Linked DNA regions of Homo sapiens: all the other regions are linked to region 1. The links are chromatin loops, found by intact Hi-C in ENCODE. Cell type or tissue: dorsolateral prefrontal cortex. All regions are shown on one strand. Region 1 overlaps LIMCH1 (LIM and calponin homology domains 1). Region 2 overlaps APBB2 (amyloid beta precursor protein binding family B member 2). Region 3 has its middle 84 kb from the start of UCHL1.

Region 1 (4,000 bases):
ACTTATGAGAGACGAATAAATTCATAGTTCTCGAGAACCCATGGGGATATTTTATGAGTTAATAATGCCTTTTCTGAAACCAACTTTAGCCTTTATCTTAAAACCTTTTAAAATTTATGCAATATTTCATACACACTTTAAAATTTAACTTTAGCTTTTTACAAGAAACTTCTACCAAAAAATGCAATAGTCATTAACTTGCTCTCTTTAATTATCAAAATATAATCTAGCTAGTATTTAATTTAACATTTTATTTATTTTTACTAAGTAAATATTGTAATAGCAGGATAATTTTGGACTTCATTCTAGAGTCAATTGGCTCCCAGTGAAAGACAATGTAAAATTACATTGATTTTGTTTTCCAATTACAGAAGTAATACATAGTCATTATAGAACATTTTGGAATATATAAAATGTATGTAAAGAGAAGGAAAAGTCACCCAAAACTTAAGCACATTAAAAATAATCACAATTAACATTTTTGTATTTTCTTACTATCTTTTTTTCTATATGTTTATGTATAGGCATGTATATAATCATATACATGTAAACATCAAACTATGTATACAGTTTACATTTCCTATCATTAGTAAGTATTTTCACGTATCATTAACTATTATTCAACATCTTATTTTTTCATGATTATATTGCCTTTATGGACATGCAGTAATTCATTCAATCATTCCCCAATTATTGGATATTTAAGTTGTTTCAATTTTTTTTACTATTGTAAATTCCATCAAGCATAAAACTGACACAATTGAAGTACTACTGAGAGAGAGGAACACAAGCATTAGAGTAATTACTGGAGGTGCCATGGAGATGAACATGACAGTGATGTACCAAGTGGATTGGACAGTGAGGTTCAAATCACAGAGACTTCTTAGTGGAGAACAAGGAAGAAAGGCAAACCTGGAGTCCCAGCCATAGAAACAGAAAGGAAATGATTGATATGAAAACTAGTATGTTAGAAACTTAGAAGGACTTGGCAAATGATGAATATTCATGAGGTATGAGTCAAAGATCACTTGAAAGTTTATGTGATGGGAAGAACTGCTGCCATAAACAGAAATTGTCAAATTTGGAGGAGAAGGCCATTGACCCTAGAGGTGAAACCGAAGCTCTGATGGACTCTCACAGCTGGAGATGAAAATACGAGTTATACACGGAGAATGTAATGGTGAATCCATGGGAATAATTGATATATTTGAGGGTAATTCAGCACAAGTGGAGGAAAACAGGGTCCAGTTGAAATCTTTCAGAATGACCCATATTTTGATGAAAAGGAGTAAGAACCAGTGAGAAAAGAGTAGTCTGAAAGTGGGGAGGAGAGGGAAAAGGAGAGAATGAATTAGAACTCCAGTAATAGAGATTCACTGGGAGCCCAGGAAGGATGAGAACTGCAGGCTAAAATCCACAATGGTAAGGGCCACAGGCAACTATGCCAAGACAGGCCACTGAGAAGTTAATTGTAACCTTTAAAGAACCACAAAAAGACTTCACTGGTGTTATGACCCTAAGCCAGCTTGAAAGGCTTTCAAGAACAAGTAGGTGATAGCCATGATTTTGAGCTTTTGGTGGTGAAAGAAAAGAAAATGTGGGATGTGCGTCCAAGGCAGTCATAGGAGGTTTGGTGAGATGGTGAACCGCATGGGTGTCCTGTTCTCCATAGAATGTCTCCTTCCAACCAATCCAGGCTCTCGCCATGAAGCTGCCTGGGAAGTAGAAGAGGGAATTCATATGGCCAAACCACTTTGTTGACCTAAAAATTACTGCTTAAAAAATAATTTTTAGAACTTTTAAAGGAATCATTTATTCAAGGGGGAAAAAAATCTCTTTTTCAGGCAACCACTGAGAAAACGGAACCGAATAGTCAAGAGGACAAGAATGATGGTGGAAAATCAAGAAAAGGGAATATAGAACTTGCCTCATCAGGTTTGTTTCATAAGAGACTAGTTTTAAGGCAAATCATGGTAACTGTTTAAGATGTAATGGAAATAGTCAAGAATTTTTCCTACTGAGCCACAGGAAAGTAGTAATTAGACTCCAGGAGTGGTGCGGTTGTGCTGCCACCTAGAGGCTTCCTGGGGAAGTTCTGCCCGTATGGTTAATGTTGCTGTGAAAATAGGAGCCCATGCTCTTTCTTAAAGCTACCCAGTTTTATTTTGTTTTTTAAAATATTTATCCCTATAATCATAAAGAATATTGTGTTCTTCCATATAAATCATGCTAAAAATTGAGGGTAGGATTTTGACACACAGTAACAGCAATAGATAAGCGAGAGGTCAAAAACATAAAAATAGACGCTGAAATGGTAAAGCTCACATATAGTTAAAAATGAATAAAATAGTGCCATGAATCTGGACAGTGAGTATAATATACTGTATTCGTTGTTTTAGGAAGAAGACCCTGTTCCCGAAAGTCTTGTTCCTCAATATTTTTTTGCAGCCTTATCAATATGTTTAACACTTTTCTTCTTTTGATAAACAGTAAAACCTCTCACCCTCTTTCAATACCAAATTATTATTTTTTATAAGGCCTTTCTCCAGTGTTTACCACTTGAGAAACATAATTTGTCAATTACCAAATTATTTTTAGGTAACATTTTTAAATAAATTAAATATCACTTAAAATAATAGCATTTACTTTTTCAAACTAGATTGTGCCTTCACATTTTGATATGCCCCCTTAGGTAGTGACTTTTCCACCCCTTCTAAAGTGAACCTAATTCTTCTTTATGTATCAGAGAACACTTTATTTTCATTGCATTATATACATATACCCCACAATCCGTAACACATTCCAATTAAGAAATTCTGATGTTAAAATGGAGCATTGAAATACAAAAAAAGGAAGCATCAGGTTGCTGCTCATTCACTGGGATAGAAACTACCTGTAGATGTTCTCTTATCTAGCCCAGCTGTCATAATTATATATTTCGTGTCAGCATTCTGTTCCATGTGGTGTTATTCAGATGTAAACCGTGACCCTTACTAAAAACTTAAGTTCTTCATAGTGTGGTTATAGGACGTGATTTGTGTTGCTTGTTGTTCAATACCATGAAAGAGCTTTGGGAATTCCAGCATCTTAGGCTCTTTTATATCTCTGAGCACACTGTCATTCAGCTTATATTGCCAGGACGGGATATGGACTGAATGTACTTCATGGCATTGCAGAATAAATGGTCCTATAGATATTTGATTTTCTTTTCCTTCTGTACGTTTCTGGATGTAACTCCATTGCAGAACCACAGCATTTTACAACAACTGTGACTCGATGCAGCCCGACCGTGGCCTTTGTGGAATTTCCCTCCAGCCCCCAGCTGAAGAATGATGTGTCGGAAGAAAAAGACCAGAAGAAACCAGAAAATGAAATGAGTGGAAAGGTGGAGTTGGTGCTGTCACAAAAGGTGAAGTGCAGAGTGGAGGAAAGCGGTTAAACCCACAAGTTAACATGGCCCCATATTACAGCTAGCTGCTGCTGTGGCAGTTGTGAATAATGAAGATTTATTTCTCTCCTCATCTTTTTTCCTATCTTTAATCTGTAGTTTTTCTTTTTCGTGTGTGTGTGTGTGTGTGTGTGTGTGTGTGTGTGTGTGATGGAGTTTTGCTCTTGTTGCCCAGGCTGGAGTGCAGCGGTGTGATCTCTGCTCACCACAACTTCTACCTCCTGGGTTCAAGTGATTCTCCTGCCTTAGGCTCCCGAGTAGCTGGGATTATAGGCGTCTGCCACCACGCCCAGCTAATTTTTATATTTTTAGTAGAGACGGGGTTTCACCATGTTGGCCAGGCTATTCTTTGTGGAAAAGTGTAATATAAGTTCTAAAGCCTTGCAGTTAGGTTTTAGTTTGCTGTGTGTGTTTGCTTATTTGCTTTTTAACCTGTCAGCTTACTGGCTAGTCTCTCTCCAATAATCATCTATTTGTTAGCCATGGTAATTCTGATGCCACTGGATTTGGATAACAAGAAACCTAGAAAATTATTATTCTGATATAATAGGT
Region 2 (4,000 bases), 740 kb before region 1:
GACAAGAGAGGGGAAGGGGGCAGTTGAGGAGGGAGAAGGGTTTGGGCTAAAAGATAACTCAGGACATTGCCTGCTGTGAAATACCTCTCAAACACTTTATCCGACTCTTGTCCCCACTGGTTATTCCTTTGGCTTAAAGGCACAGTGGCCTCCAGGCCAATCCTTCATCCACTAAGGACTCATCACCATGGGCTCCCCCCACCCTCCCAATCTACCTGCTTCCCTCTCTCATCTCGTACTCAGTGTCACCTTCTGGGAAGCCTCCCTGATTACTTAAAGCTGCTACTCCTCCTGGCACTCGCTCACACTCTTCCCTGCTGTTTTTCTCCATAGTAAGTCTTTTCACCTGATGTACTTTTATTCCACTTGTGTGGTTCTCTCTCCACACCCTGGAATGTACGTTACACAAAGGCAGGGACTTGGTCTGCAGTATCCTCAGCCCCGGAGCGCAGAGCCTGATCCTAGTGAGTGTTAAATGAATGTATATCTGCGAAGTTGGCCTTAAAACAATACCTGGTACTCAGTAAAAGTTACTGATAACTATCTTCAGGGCTAATTTCACTTTTCACTGTTGTTTTCTAAGAAAGGTTTTACTGTACCAGTCACCAAGAAATGAAAAGTCTGCAACTTTTTGCAAAGTGTCTGAAATGAACTCAGTGAGTTCATAACGTGCAAAGACCTACAAAGACTTCAATTAAAAGCACGGCTGTTCCCAACCCCAGAGAGAAGATTTATGAAGTCTGAGCTCTCCAGGCTGACTCCTGGGATTCTGCACTGTGCTCTCGGGGGAGGAGCATTTAACCACAGCATGGAGACCCAGAACACAAGGGCTCTGGGACCCCGGAACCCGGCCATCTCATTTCACGAATGAGTAAATCCAAGTCCTGAGAGCATTAGCCAGAGTTGTGACTAATAAGAAGGAAGCTCTGCCTTGAGGGAGTGGAGCTGGCACTGCAGGGTCCTGGGCCCTGTGTGAGTGAAGTCTGTCTTTAAAGAGTTTCTTTGGTAACTGCCCAACACTCAGGGAAATGGTCCCTGACCGACTGGAACTCAGTGTGTAATGCAAAGGTGAAGTAAATACAAAGAAACTCTCTGCCAAGATAGGCATGGTAATTGCAGAAGAGAAAACATTTTAGGTAGTTGTTCTAAAGAATTTGCTGTAAATTAGATATGATGAATTCCTACGGGGAGGAATGTATGTGCACAGAGCTGAGACATGAAAAAGGAGACCACAGTCAGCCACAGACTGGAATTAAGGCTAGAAACCTAACCCCAGAGCTGAGAAGGTATCTGAGGAGGAGACATCTCTCAGGCTAGACCTGAAGACAGACAGACAGACAGACAGACAGAATGAAGTGCTCCCTTGTGGCTTCTGCTCACAAGAAGGCAAAAAGTGGATGCTGTCATTGGCAAGCCTGTTCCAGAAGCATGTGTCATGTTCCTAAGATAGTCACTTCCCACCCGTTCTGCACATGGAGATTGGCAACTGTTCCTCAGTATTGGCTGAGCTGCGATTTTCAAAATGCAAGAAGATATGTTTCCCTTTGAAAGAAACAATTTGGCCCATGTAGACTTATGTGGTTGGATTTTGTTCCAAGTAGGTAACATACCCGTGTCTCTGTGCAATCATGTCTTACCCTGTGTGTACGTGGCCACCAGGAAAGACAGACAGGGAGAAACTGAAGGAAGCCCAGGAGGTCCAGAAACTAGAAACTATTCTGAGAGCGAGCATGACTGACCGACCCTGGTGATCACACAAAAACAAGGAGGGACCCAGAGGATGTTGCGAGGCAATGGATTCCCAAAATTCCAAGAGAAGCAACCGCAGGTGAGATCCTGTTGTGAAGCCTTGAGATGGTGACGGGGCAGAAGTATGCAGTGAACGGGAGACCTGAGTGTGGAGTCTGTGGTGGGGAAGGTCAGAGGGAAGAGGGGAGGACTTCGTATCATGCAGCCTACACAGCCTGCAGGCCATGATACCACGTCCCTGGGCTCTGCTGCACCGCAGACTTCTGCAGGCTTCCTCAAGTGGCCAGGGCTCTCACTCAGGGTCAAGTCAGGGCGGCAACTCCTGTGCTGTGTTGACTGCGGCTCATTACTGCCACCTGTGGGACAACTGGGACTGTCTTCTGAATGGACCTGGGGTGGGTCTAGTGATTTGAGGCCCTGCAGAAGTTTATTGATCCCAAATCTGAACTCCAACTGCAGATGGTAGCTCATCTCTTCACCTTCATATTCTGCTATTCTCTAAGTGAACTCCAGCTCCCCAGCTAGCCCCAGAACCTGGCTTTTAGAGCTGAACTCCAAGATTTCTTGTCTTCAGCTTGATGGATGAGGCCCATCAAAGAAAGGGAAGTGACTTGCCCAAGGTCTCCCGGGCTGGAAGCAGCAGAGACGGGTGAACAGTGGGGTCCTCTGTCCACAGTACTCATCCCACCACCTGCTACGGTCCCCTGACAAGCCACTGAGGTCAGGGTCCCCATGTGTATTTTTTTCATATCCCACAATACCTAGGTAAGTGCTAAGCAGATAACCAGTACTTAAGATCTCTCAATGAATTTTTTTCATCCAATGAGAAAATTTAGACTATCCAGAGAAAAAAACACCAAAAATAATTAAAGCAACATGAGTTCTGTGAATTATAAAGGTAGAGGGAGTTGAGGTCAATTTTATCAGAGAGGGAATGGGTTATCTTAAAGTATTTGAATGAGTTGGGAAAATATCAACCAAGAGTTGCCCTTCTACAGGATATCAAAGAAGTAGAAGCTTTGGAATGATGAGGAGTATTTGCAGAACAGTAATGGTGAACTTCTTAAGAAAAAGAGATGTTAAAACAAGGAATCCTCTACCAAGGGTGCTGTGTGCTTTTTATCCACAGGGCAAAGGTTTAAAAACAGAGTGATCAGTTAACTCTCCCTATGAACCTTCTTGTTTTAACAGAGATGAATGGACCAGAGACTCAGGTTTATTCTGTATCTAGGTTATAATTCCACATGCAAAACGCAATCTCTGTGAAACTTATTCCATGACAATGCAATACAGCTTCCCATTTCTCACATTGCTTTTGAAGGAGAGGATGGCAGTTCACACTTTAGCACATAAAACAGAACACAATATTATGAATATTTTCACTTATTTACAATGTGACGTATCCCAGTGCTGGCCAAACCACTCTATCATAATTCTATGCAGCTTAATCTAGTGGGAAAGGGACTAGCTTGAACTAGCACATCCCCACACTGGCTAGTACACAGTTACTGAGCACTGGCCAAGCTCATCTCTACAGACATCTTTCAAAGAGAGAGGCCCACAAAGAACTCCATAGGAATGTGAAGGTGTTTTGCAGGCAATGCCACACCAACACATGCTTGAGTGCCACTGGGGAACCTCTGAGCTATCTGTGTCAATTTTGTCCCCAGTATTAACTTTTTAAGTTAAAAGATTTGGGGGAAAATGTTTTATAGGCACTACACTATTTACCCACAGCCTATCTCTTGGACAGTAAGAGTGCTTTAATGCCGTTAATGGCAGCAGGCCAGATTCTGTGGCAATCCCCATTTTTGGCAGTCCTTGTCACTCTCTCAATAACAACACGAACACTGGGGGGAGAAGCAGCAGAGGAACTCAAGGAGCATGCAAAGGAGCTATGTTTTCCTGTAAAATGGGGGCAGCTTTCTTTCTTTTTCCTTCCTTCCTTCCTTCTTTCGGACGACTTCCTTCCTTCCTTCCTTCCTCCCTCCCTCCCTCCCTCCTTCCTTATTTTTTCTCTGTTTTTTTTTTTGTTTGTTTGTTTTTGTTTTTTTTAACAGAGACAGGGTCTCACTATGTTCAGGCAGGTCTCAAACTCCTGGGCTCAAGCAATGCTCCCACCTCGGCCTCCCAGAGTGCTGGGATTACAGGCATAAGCCACCATGCCTGGCTGCAATTTCCATTTTTACATTTATATAGAGCCTTGAGGTGAGTTTCTTTTTCTTTTTCTTTTTTAGCTAGTATAAAACCC
Region 3 (4,000 bases), 320 kb before region 1:
AATTGAGTAAGCTGGAGATTGTTATTTACTAGCTATTCAGCTTTGCATAATTTATTGATCTTCCTAAGCTTCAGTTTTCTCAACTATAAGATGAAGAGCCTTATAATGACTTGATAGGTAGTTGCTGTAAAGCCTATTGTCTGCCACATAGGAAATGTAATAGTCTATTTTCATGCTGCTGATAAAGACATACCTGAGATTGGGTAACTTATAAAGAAAAAGAGGTTTAATGGACTCACAATTCTACATGGCTGGGAGGCATCACAATCATGGCAGAAAGCAAAAGGCACATCTTACATGGTGGCAGGCAAGAGAGAATGAGAGCCAAGCAAAAGGGGAAACCCCATATAAAACCATCAGATCTCTTGAGTCTTATTCACTACCATGAGAACAGCATGGGGGTAACCACCCCCATAATTCAATTATCTCCCACTGGGTCTCTCCCACAACATGTCAGAACTATGGGAGCTACAATTCAAGATGAGATTGAGTGGGGACACTGCCAAACCATACCAGGAAGCAAACAAGTCCAGGTGATCATTATTAATATTAGGTGGAGAATGGAAAGACCAACATGCTTACAGCTTTATACTTTACTCATCCTTAGTGGAAAGCACTGCAAATTACTTAAATCAAGCAATTTATGCTAGAGAATTGATGCTGGAGAAGCAAACAATAGTGATTAATATTTACTTTGCTAGTCTAGGTTTTAGGTTGGTAAAAGCACTGTATTCTGGGAGATAGCATGTGTTTGAGTTTTAGAGTTTCTGTATTACTCTTTTGGAAGTGGGCATTCCATGAATTTAAGGCAGAAATTGTGAATGCGAATGATCCAAGCAGCTACCACCAATGAATGAAGTAGTCAAATGTAAATGAGTAAAGAGTGACAGGGATTGTGGCAAATGGGACAGCCCCACCCCTTCCAGGGGCAGGAGGGGGCAGCCGCTACTGAGCTCTGGCTTTGACAATGCAGGAATGCAGAGCCAGCCACATCTTCCAAGTTTTCAAGACAAAAGATGGAATTCTAGGGTTTTGGTTTGTGTGTTTTTTTTTTCCCATGAAGTTTCCTAATTTCTAGACATTGGCAATTAATTCAAGCACTATTTTAAAACACCGTGCAGACCGAAACCCATGTCTGCAGCCTAGAGCTGAATCACGGGTCACCAGCTCGTGACCTTTGATTGAAGATATCGTTAACATTTTCAAGAAGCACATAGAAATTTTGCCAATTTTAGAGTTTAAAGGGATGACAAAACATTACACAAACTTTGTCCAATGTAATATGAACTGTTTGTAATATCCTGTGCAGTCAATTTGCATTAAACATCAGTTAATTTTTAAAAAGAGCTCATACAGTATATTGTAATTCCTTTCATCCTTCAACTAATTCAGTATTAAAGTTCGGCTCAATCTGTTTTCAATCTTGACCTCCCGAGGAAACAGCCCAGGGAGTTCCTAAGTAAACTCCATTCTCCTCACAGGCCTCTGCTTGGTATTTGCTGGAGAAAGCCCTGTAGCTCAACAGGCAGATGGCAGTAAGAAATTAACTTGAATTTCAGCAATGCTGGGGTTTCCATGGGAACAGAGGAAGCAGCCATACTGCCTGGCATTTGAACAGAATAGGAAACAGGCTCCCCTGCCACACAGTCTTAGAAAAATGGCTGCATTATTCCACCACTCTCGCCTTATATATTTAGTTTTTCCCTCCTAAAGTGCTTTAACTTTAGTTCATAATAGGATAATAAATAACATTTAGTTAATGCTTCAGGTGTCTGTGGGTTAGGTTAAGATGTCTGCGAGTATCAGATAAGTGTAAGCATTTCTAATTGCTGAAATCTGAAAATTGTTAATAAGCTGTAAGGTCTCCCTCAGGTAAGCTGTATCGTTTACTAGTTAAGCCATGACATGCAGAAAGTCATTGTTTTAATTTTTATAAATTTTAAATAACATTTTAAAATAAATTTTTTATAAATTTTTATAATTTTTATACGTTTTGTATAAAGAATAGACATTCAAAGAAATTTGATTTTTCTGTCAATGAGGTTTTCTTTTAGGAATAAAATATATCATTAATAAGTTCGTCTGAACTTCCAGGCACCCAATGGACATGTGAGAAATCAGACTCCCTGGAAAGCACTCTGCTCTTCTGAATTAACGATTGAAGAGAGTTGGTCTCATTTGTGCCTTTTCTCATCCAGAAGTGAATTAAAGAGGAAGCTAAGGAAGCCTGAGCTTCATGTCCCATCCCTTGAATTGTCCTCTTCCAAGGCCCTGGGGAGACCCTTTGGAATGTTCACATGGCCATATATGTTTGAAAAATTTTGTAAAATGTGTAAAATATATTTTAACTGCAATTGGTTAAGACTGCTGTCTCTTTCCACTCGGACTTCCTCTCCATCACAATTCCCCTAGTGATGGGTGGTGATGAAATGGTGGCAGGTATTTTTGTGGTCTGGGTAAGTGTATGTTGAGTTGGCAAGATATTAAGCATGGATTTAGTGGGATTTATTTACATGGGTCATGGTTTTGTGTATGGGTAGGTCATTGCTGGCTGTCCTGGTACAGGAATATCTTGTAGAAATACTTCTATTGCCTGCTATGCCTGTCACTCAGCACCGTGACACAGAAATCCTGCACCAGACACTGGATGCCCGTGTCCTAGGGTGGCTGGCACCGTGGGGTATGGACATGGAGGAGAAACAAGGTTGAAATGGAGCTCAGAGTTAAGCTGTAGAAAACTCTTCCCATCCTCAGATACATAAAATCTTCAATGGAGAATTTGGTTTTCAATGAGTCCTGGTCAAAATGGAAGTTCTTGTGATATAGTTTGGATCTGTGTCCCCACCCAAGTCTCATGTTGAAATGTAATCCTCAGTGTTGGAGGAGGGGCCTGGTGCGAGGTGATTGGATCATGGGGTCAGATTTCTCATGAATGGTTTAGCCTTATCTCCCTTGGTGCTGTGGGTGATTCTCGTGAGATCTGGTTATTTAAAAGTATGTGGCACCTTCCCTCTCTTGCTTGCTTCTGCTTTGGTCATGTAATGTTCCTGCTTCCCATTTGCCTTCCGCCATGACTGTCAGTTTCCTGAGGTTCTCCCAGAAGCTGAGCAGAAGCTAGCATCATGCTTCCTGTACAGCCTGCAGAACTGTGAGCCAATTAAAGCCTTTTTCTTTGTAAATTACCCAGTCTCAGGTATTTCTTTACAGCATTGTGACAGCAGACTAACACATCTTGTCTATCAAGAATAGTCTTGATAATGGAGCATATATAAACACACTGCACAGTTTTATGAACATTTTGTTATAGATAATTTATCAGAATTTCTATGATTAAATTTCTAGTTTAATTAACTTGAGGTACTGACAATGAAAAAGGTAACATAAAGCTCAATATACAACTACTACCAGAACATTGATGACAAACCAGTTAAGGACTGTTGCTTCAAAGAGCATTTAAGATTGGTCACTACTAAAGGACTGAACTATAGGAAACTCGAAAGGCCTGCAATATTGTTGCTCATATAAAAAAACCTGATAGAGGTTCCCCCAATTTGACAGCAATCTTAAAAATTACATCACATTATCAACAACTGCCATGGTCTGAATGCTTGTGTCCCTTCAAAATTCATACATTGAAACCTAATCCCCAATGCAGTGGCATGAGGAGGTGAGGCCTTTGGGATGTGATTAGGTCATGAAGGTGGTGCCCTTATGAATGGAATTAGTGCCCTTATGAAAGAGGCCCGAGGGAGCTTGTTGGTCCCTTCCACTGTGTCCTCAGGTAGAAGGTGCCATCTTTGAGGAACAAGTCCTCACTAGACATTGAATCTGCTGGCCTTGATCTTGGACTTCCCAGCCTCCAGAACTGTGTCCAATAAATTTCTGTTGTCCATATTACCCGGTCTATGGTATTTTGTTATAGCAGCCTGAATGGACTAAGACAAAAATGAATTGTGAAGCTAAAAGAAACTTTCTGAACCATCAGTAACAAAAATCAAGA

What was found. A loop is a pair of places that touch in the nucleus more often than their neighbours do. Peaks named below come from ENCODE experiments on the same cell type or tissue, not always from the same donor. Only the 100,000 strongest peaks of a DNase experiment are listed, where the experiment ranks them.
Region 2: it touches region 1 in a loop (2.7-fold over the local background); 8 of 110 quality-filtered maps call a loop at or near these places.
Region 3: a loop joins it to region 1, with 4 times the contacts of the local background. A loop is called at or near these places in 10 of 110 quality-filtered maps.

Annotation. Positions count from the first base shown.
Region 1 is chr4:41,659,576-41,663,575 of GRCh38, forward strand. LIMCH1 (LIM and calponin homology domains 1) reads left to right here. Exons shown (of 32, transcript NM_001330672.2): 19 at 1,845-1,935; 20 at 3,246-3,409. Among named protein-coding and RNA genes, the nearest start is that of LIMCH1-AS1, 31 kb to the right of the region's middle. In dorsolateral prefrontal cortex, CTCF peaks have their summits at 2,077 (motif pointing left) and 2,278; a DNase peak (open chromatin) is centred at 2,076; H3K27ac peaks cover 753 bases.
Region 2 is chr4:40,914,990-40,918,989 of GRCh38, forward strand. The region is part of intron 10 of APBB2 (amyloid beta precursor protein binding family B member 2); the gene reads right to left. Among named protein-coding and RNA genes, the nearest start is that of NSUN7, 170 kb to the left of the region's middle. In dorsolateral prefrontal cortex, a CTCF peak has its summit at 2,103 (motif pointing left); DNase peaks (open chromatin) are centred at 1,444, 2,072 and 3,536; H3K27ac peaks cover 909 bases.
Region 3 is chr4:41,339,088-41,343,087 of GRCh38, forward strand. No RefSeq gene overlaps it. Among named protein-coding and RNA genes, the nearest start is that of UCHL1, 84 kb to the left of the region's middle. In dorsolateral prefrontal cortex, CTCF peaks have their summits at 1,512 and 1,717; a DNase peak (open chromatin) is centred at 1,554.